Regions from separate parts of the Homo sapiens genome. Here region 1 is linked to region 2. Evidence: read pairs that join two places in POLR2A ChIA-PET (ENCODE). Cell type or tissue: PC-3. All regions are shown on one strand. Each heading gives the region's core, and the rest is flanking DNA. Links, peaks and the distances in the headings are about the cores only.

Region 1 (5,378 bases), core at 274-5,273, 330 kb after region 2:
CAGAAAATTCCAAGTTTAAATTCACAATAGCCCTGCTTGGCTCATGGGTCATGGGCCAGTTCACCAAGGACAGAAGCTTGTGCTAGTTTGATTAGCATGCAGTGGAGTCCCACACTGCATTAGTATCCAGGTGGGACATTACATGGGAAACTATCATTAGGTCTCACCAGGTAGAGTGCAGGACCCGAGCTGCTGTTGGTGGAGAAACAGCGTTCCTGAGGTCTGGAATTATACCCTAGGGCAGTGACAAGACTAGGCAGACATACCTCTGCTCTTGTGGAACTCTAACCTAGATAAGGGAGCCAGCAGCAGCAAGAAGACAAATCCCTGAACAAGATAAAGTCAGATATGATAAGGGTTAGGGACAAACTCGAACAGTGCTGCTGCAGGTGTAGCCGGGTCAGGGAGATCTCCCCAGGAGGCGAAATGAGAGCTGAAGCCCAGCTGACCAGGAGGGGCCAGCCCTGTGGAGACCAGAGCAGAGTGATCAGGACAGAGGGAACACAAAAAGGGCCTGAGGCCAGAGCCAGCTGGAAGTGTTCTAGAAAAAACAACTCAGCCTGGCGCGGTGGCTCACACCTGTAATTCCAGCACTTTTGGAGGCCCAGGTGGATGGATCTTGAGGTCAGGAGTTTGAGACCAGCCTGGCCAAGATGGTGAAACTCCGTCTCTACTCTAAATACAAAAATTAGCCAGGCGTGGTGGCCCATGCCTATAGTCCCAGCTACTTGGGAGGCTGAGGCAGAAGAATCTCTTGAACCTGGGAGGCGGAGGTTGTGGTCAGCCGAGATCGTGCCATTGCACTCCAGCCTGGGTGACAAGAGCGAAACTCCGTCTAAAAAACAAACAAACAAAAAAAGCAGAAAGTAAAAGCAACTCACCTTGTCTGGCTGGAGGGGAGAGAGCTTGGGGAGGAGGGGAGTTGATGCCAAACGGGGTCCAGATCACTGAGGTGGCAAGTTCCCACCTTTCCCGTGTTGTGTCACACCTGGAAACTAATACTTCTTGTGGTGGGTTGGGGTGGGTGGTTGTGCATCAAGCAACAGTCGTCAGCAGCCCCATGAGTCATGTGGAAGGAGTGGCCAGAGAAAGAGTGGATGCTCTACAGCAAAACACAACTGATGGTAGCAATAGTCAGTGCTCAGACAACAGGCAGATGTCTACATTAGACATGAAAAGGCTGCAAGACAGTTTCACGTGCTTCCGAAGTCAAAGTCAGGGCTTATCCTCCTGGAGGGTAAGGAAAGACTTTGTGATAATAGTAGGTTCTGAAGGACAAGTAGGAGTTTGGAAGGGCAAGAAGAGGGTAATGCATTATTTAGCAGAGATACAACAGAGTTAACATGTTGAGCTGGAGAGTTGAGTGGGGCGTGGGGGAGGGAGGGATTCCAGATGTTCCAGGAAAAAGAATACTGTTGAGCTGGACCCTGGAGACACGCAGGGAGGTGTACTCGTTTTGAGGCCTGCTGTAACACAGTACCACAAATTGAGTAGCTTACAACCACCAAAATATATTATCTTACAATGCTGGAGTCTAGAAGTTCAAGATCAAGGTGTTGGCAGAGCCACACTCCCTCCACAGCGCTAGGAGAAGTTCCTTCCTTTCCTCTTCCAGCTTTTGGTAGCTCCAGGCATTCCTTGGCTTGTGCTGGCATCATTTTCATCTCTGCCTCTTCTTCACATGGCCATCTTCCCTCTGTGTGTCTCTGTGTCTTCGCAGCATTCTCTTCTCTGTGTCTCTCTGCTCTTCTAAAATAAGGACAACAGTTACATTGCATCAAGACCCACTCTACTTCGGTATAATCTCATCTTAACTTAAAATTACCTCTGCAATCACCCTTTTTCTAATTACATTCACATTCTAAGGTAGAGGGCTCAGGACTTCAACATATCTTTTGGGGGGACGCAGCCCAACCCACAGCAAGCAGCCATGGCTCAGAGGCTGATAGGTAGGTTGAGCCAGAGCATGACGGGTTATGGTGGCTGAGACTTGGGGCTACAAAATGGCATGACCAATCAGCGTGCTACCATGGGTTAGAGAGAGTGCTTCGGGTGAGGGACAACCATCATTTTGATCCTGGGTGGCGTCATTGGGAATGAGGAGGATCTGAAGGATGCAGGAAGTGGCAGAGAGACTTGAAGATAATGCCTTGGTCTCTACTGCCTCAGTGCCACTGCTTGACCAGGAGGGGGTGGTCACAGCTTTTGGAGGGAGAATGCTGAGCTTGGTTCAGTGCATGTTGAGTCTGAGTTGACATGTGACATACGTGTGGCAGTGTACATGATACCAGGATAGCAGCAGCAGCATCGAAATGCCACTCACCCCCAGAGTTCCATCCACTCACATCCCGCTCACTTATTGCCCCTCCACACACTGAAATGTTCTCTTTCTCCCATTTAGCTGGTGATGGCAGTCATCATGTTGCCTGCCATGAATTTTAAAAACCTACTCTGTGCTGGATGCTTTGCTAATTACTTTATGTACATCACCTTATGGAATTCTTCAAATAACTTGATGAGATAGGTCTGATTATGCCCATTTTGCAGAAGAAGATAACTGAGGCTTAGATTGAGTTACCTGTCTAGTCTCACACTAGACAGAGTTGGGGTCGTATTTGGACCCAGGCTTGTCTTTCCGTGCCTTTAATTTTCTTATCACTCTGCCTCCCATAGCATTTTCTTTGTATTTCTCAGATAGGGCTCATCTTATTTTCTCTTATTATCCACATATGACAGTTCTGCTAGAGTATAAACTCGTTGATGGAAAGGGCTGTAGCTCCCCAGCTAGCTCTGTCGTGGTTGGTTGAACTAGACCAGGAGCTTGTAGGTGAAAGGTTTGAGATGGCAGGTGATACGCATGTGTCTGTTTGGAGGCAGAGAGATGAACAAAGGGAGGGATGTCCAGTGGTGTCTTCAGGTCTACATGCCTAGATGCTGGAGGGATGAAGTCATGGGACCTGCAGAGAACCCAGCTGAGGAAGCCAGTGTCGATGCAGGCTATGGCTTTCCCACCAGACTGGAAGAAACAGGTCTTACGAGGTAGAGTGCAGGACCTGAGCTGCTGATGGTGGAAAAACAGCATTCTTGAGGTCTGGAATTACACCCCAGGGCAGTGATGAGACTAGGCAGACATACCTCTGCTCTTGTGGAACTCTAATCTGGATAAGGGAGCCAGCAGCAGCAAAAAGACAAATCCCTGAACAAGATAAAGTCAGATATGATAAGGGTTAGGGACAAACTCGAACAGTGCTGCTGCGGGTGTAGCCGGGTCAGGGAGACCTCCCCAGGAGGTGAAATGAGAGCTGAAGTCCAGCTGACCAAGAGGGGCCAGCCATGTGGAGACCAGAGCAGAGTGATTAGGACAGAGGGAACAAGAAAAGGGCCTGAGGCCAGAACCAGCTGGGGGTGTTCTAGAAAAAGCAACTCACCTTGTCTGGCTGGACGGGAGAGAGCTTGGGGAGGAGGGGTTTGATGCCACACAGGGTCCAGATCACTGGGGTGGTGAGTTCCCACCTTTCCCGTGTCATGTCACATCTGGAAATTAGTGATATTTGTGCCCCTTTCCAAGGACCTCCACTGAGGCTGGCAGTGGAGGGCTGTCTCCACATTGTGCTGTAAGGGGACTGCTTTCCGTGGAGCTGGGCGGGTAACAGACAGAGCCCACATTGGACAGCTCTGGTGCCTCGAGTTGCCCCAGGCCCCACTGGCTGCCCCAGGGGCTGAGATGAGCACAGTCTAAGAAAACTTTTGGTTCATTTGGGCCTAACTGTGCTCCAGCTCCCCTGCTGGGAGGCTGTGATGGAGGGCCTGTAGACCGTGCTGACTTCGAATTTGCTTTGACTGCAATAAGAACCCATGAAAGGGTTTCCAGCCAGGGACTAATCGCAGGGGTGTCTAATCTTTTGGCTTCCCTGGGCCATGTTGGAAGAAGAATTGTCTTGGGCCACATATAAAATACTCTAACATTAACGATAACTGATAAGCTAAAAAAAATCACAAAAAAATCAATGTTTTAAGAAAGTTTATGAATTTGTGTTGGGCCGCATTCAAGCTATCCTGGGCTGTATGTACTCATGCTAGGTGATAATCATTTTCAAAGACGCTGGGTGTGGTGGCTCACTCCTGAAATCCCAGCACTTTGGGAAGCCAAGACGGGTGGATCACCTGAGGTTGGGGGTTCGAGACCAGCCTGGCTAACATGGTGAAACCCTGTCTCTATTAAAAATACAAAAATTAGCTGGGTGTGGTGGCATGTGCCTGTAATCCCAGCTACTTGGGAGGCTGAGGCAGGAGAACCACTTGAACCCTGGAAGTGGAGGTTGTAGTGAGCTGAGATCGAGCCACTGCACTCCAGCCTGGGTGGCAGAGTGAGGCTCCATCTCAAAAAAAAAAAGAAAAAGAAAAAGTTTAAAGATGACTTTGGATGCACCATGGAAAATGAGGGGAGGGGGAATTGGAGACAGGAATTGGAAGTGGGGAGTAAGTAGGGCTGCCACTTATAGCTGGGGAGACTGTATATTGCTCACCTCTGGACTGTGGTGTGAATGGTGGCCCTTGGGTTGTTTGACATGATGGCCCTAGGATCTGGGTACAAGGTGGTGGTAGCTTGGACCAGGACATGAGCAGATAGATGGAGAGAAATGGATAGATTCTGGATATATTTGGAAGTTGAGTTGATAGGACATGCTAATAATTTAGCTGTGGAGAGGCAGGAGGGAATGAGAGAAACCTCAGATGACTGTGACTTGAGTGACAGGGTGGGGGGTGCTATTTACTGAGAGGGAAGATTGGTATAGGAATAGCTGGTATGTAGGGAAAAATCTAAAGAAAGCCCAGATAAACTTGCAGAAACTGGCAAAGGAAGCAACCACATGCCACATGGGAGCGCTGTCTGGGGCCCTGAGACCAACAAGCAGTTTTCTCCTGGCCTGGGAAGCCCATTGGGCTGAGAGATTTAAGACAAGGCTGATGGCATTGTGGAGGGCTAGCTTTAGGGGCACTGTGGCCTGGGCAGTTGCACACTTAGACCCTGTGCTTGGTTGCAGGCTTTGCTGTCTCTGTCTTAAAATTTTTAGTGATTCTTGAACCAGGGACGCTGCATTTTCTTTACCTTTTTCTTTTCTTTACTTTTCTTTATTTCTTTTTTTTTGCGGGGGGGGGGGGAGGTGGTGGGCGGGGACAGAGTGTTACTCTGTCACCCAGGCTGGAGTGCAGTGGCATGATCTCAGCTCACTGCAACATCTGCCTCCTGGGTTCAAGCAATTCTCGTGTCTCAGCCTCCCGAGTAGCTGGGACTATAGGCGCCCACCACCACATCCAGCTAATTTTTTGTATTTTAGCAAAGACAGGGTTTCTTTCTTTCTTTCTTTCTTTCTTTC
Region 2 (5,378 bases), core at 115-5,114:
AGAGCATCACAGCCTAAACTTTAAACCTGTGTGCGTTTGCGCGCTGGGGTGGGGGCAGCAAAGGGTGGGGTGACAAGTGCAGAGAATAAGCGTGTTTCGGGACTGAGGGACTGGGTGGGGGAGAACGAGTGACGGGAGCTTTTTTCTAGATTAGGTCAACAACAAATAGGAAAATAGTGCTTAAGACAGCGTGGGTTTGTGGAAGGGAGATTCCAGATGACAGAGAATGTATCCTGGAATGTGTGTGTTAGGCAATTTCTAGAGAAACCAAGTCACTGCTTCCTTAGTAAAACTGTTTCATTATATATCACAGCTCATTGTAACCTCTGCCTCCCGGACTAAAGCGATTCTCGTGCCTCAGCCTCTCAAGTAGCTGGGATTACAGGCATATGCCACCATGCGAGGCTAATTTTTGTATTTTTAGCAGAGACGGGATTTCACCGTGTTGGCCAGGCTGGTCTCAAACTCCTGACCTCAAGTGATCCACCCACCTTGGCCTCCCAAAGTGCTGGGATTACAGCATGAGCCACCACGCCGGGCCCAGAGGTCTAATTATTAATCAGAATGTTGCCTGTTGAGGCCAGGCAGGGTGGTTCATGCCTGTAATCCCAGTACTTTGGGAGCCCGAGACAGGAGGATCTCTTGAGCTCAGGAGTTCAAGACCAGCCTGAGCAACATGGAGAGAACCTGTCTCTACAAAAAATACAAAAATTAGCCAGGCATGGTGGCTCGCATCTGTGGTCCCAGCCACTTGGGAGGCTGAGGTGGGAGGATCACTTGAGCCTAGGAGGTGGAGGTTGCAGTGAGCCGAGATTGTGCCACTGCACTCCAGCCTGGGTGACAGAGAGAGGCCCTGTCTCAAAAAAAAAAAAAAAAAAAAAAGAAGAAGAAGAAGAAGAAGAAAGAAAAGAAAGAGGAGGAGCCAGGCACAGTGGCTCACGCCTGTAATCCCAGCATTTTGGGAGGCCAAGGCAGGCGGATCACGAGGTCAGGAGTTCAAGACCAGCCTGGCCAAATTAGTGCAACCCTGTCTCTACTAAAATTACAAAAAAGTTAGCAGGGTGTGGTGGCACACACCTGTAGTCCCAGCTACTCAGGAGGCTGAGGCAGGAGAATCGCTTGAACCTGGGAGGCAAAGGTTGCAGTGAGCTGAGACTATGCCATTGCACTCCAGCCTGGGTGATAGAGTGAGACTTTTGTCTCAAAAAGAAAAAAAAAAAGAGGAGGAGGAGGAGAACGAAGAAGAAGAAGAAGGAGAGCAGGGCCAGGTGTGGTGGCTCACGCCTGTAATCCCAGCACTTTGGGAGGACAAGGTGGGTCGATCACGAGGCCAGGAGATCCAGACCATCCTGGCTGACACAGTGAAACCCCGTCTCTACTGAAAATACAAAAAATTAGCCGGGCGTGGTGGCGGGCGCCTGTAGTCCCAGCTACTCAGGAGGCTGAGGCAGGAGACTGGCGTGAACCTGGGAGGCGGAGCTTGCAGTGTGGCGCCACTGCCCTGCCCTCCAGCCTGGGTGACAGAGTGAGACTCTGTCTCAAAAAAAAAAAAAAAAAAAAAAAAGAAGGAGAGGAGGAAGAGGAGGAGGAGGAGGAAAGAAGTTTGCCTGTTGAGCATTAAATCAAAGAAAATAAATTTGCTGGCTGGGTGCGGTGGCTCAACCTGTAATCCCAACACTCTGGGAGGCCAAGGTGGGCAGATCACGAGGTCAGGAGTTCGAGACCAGCCTGGCCAACATAGTAAAACCCCATATCTACTAAAAATACAAAAATTAGCGAGTCATGGTGGCGGGCACCTGTAATCCCAGCTACTTGGGAGGCTGAGGGAGGAGAATCGCTTGAACCCAGGAGGCAGAAGTTGCAGTGAGCCAAGACTGCGCCACTACACTCCAGCCTGGGCAACAGCACAGGACTCTGTCTCAAAAAAAAAAAAAAAAAAAGAAAAAGAAAAAGAAAAAAAAGAAAAGAAATTTGCCTGTTGAGCATTAAATCAAATTGCAGCTAAGGAGATGAGCTAATCTTCCCTCATTCAGGTGTTAGAGGAGTGAATTATATTCTCCATCCAAAAGAGTAAACCTCTACAGCCCCTGCAAAGCTTGGGTATACCAGAGTCAGGGTCTCCAGACCCTAGACAAGACCAGATAAACACTAGTAAATTCATGCCCTTGGGGCCCTGTTTATAGATGTCCTCAGATCCCCTTCTTTCACGTGCTCTTTCTTTAAGTCAAGTGGAATAAAATTCACTAGGCTTAAGATTTCTCAGTTACAACCACATCTCTAACATACCTTCTTACCATTACATTCAAATCACCCAGAACCTATTGGGGGTGTTCCCGAAACTCTTCTGTTGCAGGAATGTTGTGAATGCCCTGAAACCCACACCCTGAAATGTAGAGGCAGGGAGCAGGCTGGATGGCTCCCAGGGGCTCCCAGAGGCTCCTGGGGTGGCACCAGCTGGAAGAACCTGCCAGAGTCCAGTCCTGGGTCTTGGGCAGTGTCTGGCTTGAGCCTTAGAAATCACACTAATGGGCCAGGCGCGGTGGCTCACGCCTGTAATCTCAGCCCTTTGGGAGGCTGAGGTGGGCGGATCACCTGAGGTCAGGAGTTTGAGACCAGCCTGACCAACATGGTGAAACCCTGTCTCTACTAAAAATACAAAAATAGCCAGGCATGGTGGCAGGTGCCTGTAATCCCAGCTACTTGGTAGGCTGAGGCAGGAGAATCGCTTGAACCCGGGAGGCGGAGGTTGCAGTGAGCCGAGATCGCACCATCGCACTCCAGCCTAGGGGACAAGAGCGAGACTTCGTCTCAAAAAAGAAGAAGAAGAAAAAAAAGAAACCACACTAATGGTGGAAGGTACAAAGAGTTCAAAGAGACTGATCTATGTAGCCAGAATGCCAGTTTATTAATTTACAATGAGAAATCAAATCAGAAATGCAAACTCATGTCAGCCTGGGTAGCATTCTCTTTCTATAAACAAGCCACAGAGGAAGCCAAGTTATCCTCAGGGTGCTTGGTAATATAAACCAGAGCCTGGGGAGTTTGTCACCTGATTGGAATGTTTAACAGTATTGGTTTCTGACAGCCTAAGTGTTTGTCTCTGCAATAGGTGTGTATACCTGTCAGGAGGAAGAACCCAAGAGACCAACTGGCATTCCCTTCCTTGATAATTTCTGGTATTTTGAGTGTGTGTTTCTGCTTAGCAGATATTTATTGAGCATCTACTCTGTGTTGTATAATAAAGAATTTGAAGTCCAGGCGCAGTGGCTCACACATGTAATCCTGGCACTTTGGAAGGTTGAGGCGGGCGGATCACTTGAGTTTAGGAATTCAAGACCAGCCTGGGCAACATGGTGAAACTGTCTCTACAAAATAAAAATAAAAATAAAATAGCCAGCTGAGGTGGTAATTCTAGAGAACTTGAATTCTCTAGAGTGACTCACAGAACTCAGGATAGCATTTTACTTACAATGAGTTGTATTATTATTTTGTTGGTTCGTTATTTTATGTTTCTTTTCTCTTATTTTAATAGAGATGGGGGTGGGGGCCAGGTGCAGTGGCTCACTCCTGTAATCCCAATACTTTGGGAGGCTGAGGAAGGCAGATCATTTGAGGTCAGGAGTCCAAGACCAGCCTGGCCAACATGGTGAAACCCCATCTCTTACTGAAAATACAAAAATTAGTTGGGTGTGGTGGTATGCACCTGTAATCCCAGCTATTCAAGAGGCTGAGGCAGGAGACTCACTTGAACCCGGGAGGCAGAGGTTGCAGTGGGCCGAGATCATGCCACTGCACTCCAGCCTGGGTGACAGAGCGAGACTCCGTCTCAGAAAAAAAAAAAAAAAAAAAATTATCTTCGTTTTAATGCACATTTCTTTAATGGCAGGTGAAATTTTACATTTTTTTCATAGATTTATTGGCCATTTGCATTTCTTCTTTTGTTAATTGCCTGTTCATATGGTTTGTCTATATATGTTCCAAATATTTCCTGTCAAAATTTTGTTTGTTAAAACCTTTTAGTGATTTTTGCCATAGAACTTTAAAATTATGTATCATAAAATCCATCAAAAATTTTTTTTTTTGAGGCGGATTTTCGCTCTTGTTGCCCAGGCTGGATGCAATGGCGCCATCTTGGCTGACTGCAACCTCTGCCTCCTGGGTTCAAGCAATTCTCCTGCCTCAGCCTCCCCAGTAGCTGGGATTACAGGCATGCTCCACCACGCCCGGCTAATTTTGTATTTTTAGTAGAGACGGGATTTCACCATGTTGGCCAGGCTGATCTTGAACTCCTGACCTTGTGATCCACCCTACTTAGCCTCCCAAAGTGCTGGGATTACAGGTGTGAGCCACTGCGCCTGGCCGAGAAAGACTTTCTTGAAATCAAAATTATATATATATATATATATATATATATATATATATATATATATATATATATATACACACACACACACACACATATATATACACACACGCGCATATATATATATATATATATATATATATATATAAAATCTCCGTATATTTTTATAATGCTTATAGTTAAATCTTGATTCCATCTGGAATTTATTTTGGTATTGTAGTCTGATGTAAGAATCTAATTTTAATTTTTTCTTGAGTAACAGAAAGTTGTCTAATCCAATTGACAGATAAATCCATCCCTTCCTAAATCTGAAATCTGAGCTATCATCTTTAACATAGACAGTATATTTTTTTATTTTTTTAATTTTTTTGAGATGGAGTCTGGCTCTGTAGCCCAGGCTGGAGTACAGTAGTGCGATCTTGGCTCACTGCAACCTTGGCTCACTGCAACCTCCACCTCCCAGGTTCAATCGACTCTCCTGTCTCAGCCTCCTGAGTAGCTGGGATCATAGGCACACACCACCATGCCTGGCTAATTTGTATATTTTTAGTAGAGACCCGGTTTCGACATGTTGGACAGGCTGCTCTCAAATTCCTGGCCTAAAGTGATCCCCCCGCCTTGGCCTCCCAAAATGCTGGTATTACAGGCGTGAGCCACCGTGCCCGGCTAGGGTATTATCATTTTCTTCGTCTAAGCTCTAAACATTTCTTCTTAGATTTAATTCCTGGGTATTTTATATTTTTGATGTAATGTGGATAGCATATTTTTTCTTTTATATTTTCTGACTGGTTTTAGTAGGTGTCTAGAAAAACTACTAAGCTCTTTTTCTTTTTTTTTTTTTTGAGACGGAGTCTCGCTCTGTCGCTCAGGCTGGAGTGCAGTGGCGCGATCTCGGCTCACTGCAAGCTCCGCCTCCCGGGTTCACGCCATTCTCCTGCCTCAGCCTCCCGACTAGCTGGGATTACAGGTGCCCGCCACCACGCCCGGCTAATTTATTTTGTATTTTTTTAGTAGA

The links. ChIA-PET counts read pairs that join two places held together with the same protein. Peaks named below come from ENCODE experiments on the same cell type or tissue, not always from the same donor. Only the 100,000 strongest peaks of a DNase experiment are listed, where the experiment ranks them.
Region 1: POLR2A ChIA-PET joins it to region 2 with 12 read pairs; 2 of 35 experiments call an interaction of 5 or more read pairs at or near these places.

The regions. Positions count from the first base shown.
Region 1 is chr17:68,325,828-68,331,205 of GRCh38, forward strand. The region is part of intron 2 of ARSG (arylsulfatase G); the gene reads left to right. Among named protein-coding and RNA genes, the nearest start is that of ARSG, 37 kb to the left of the region's middle. In PC-3, for the core only: no CTCF peak of the experiment used is centred there; a DNase peak (open chromatin) is centred at 3,044; H3K27ac peaks cover 1,432 bases.
Region 2 is chr17:67,996,460-68,001,837 of GRCh38, forward strand. C17orf58 (chromosome 17 open reading frame 58) reads right to left here and starts at 10. Exons shown (of 4, transcript NM_001382359.1): 1 at 1-10. In PC-3, for the core only: no CTCF peak of the experiment used is centred there; a DNase peak (open chromatin) is centred at 3,042; H3K4me3 peaks cover 336 bases.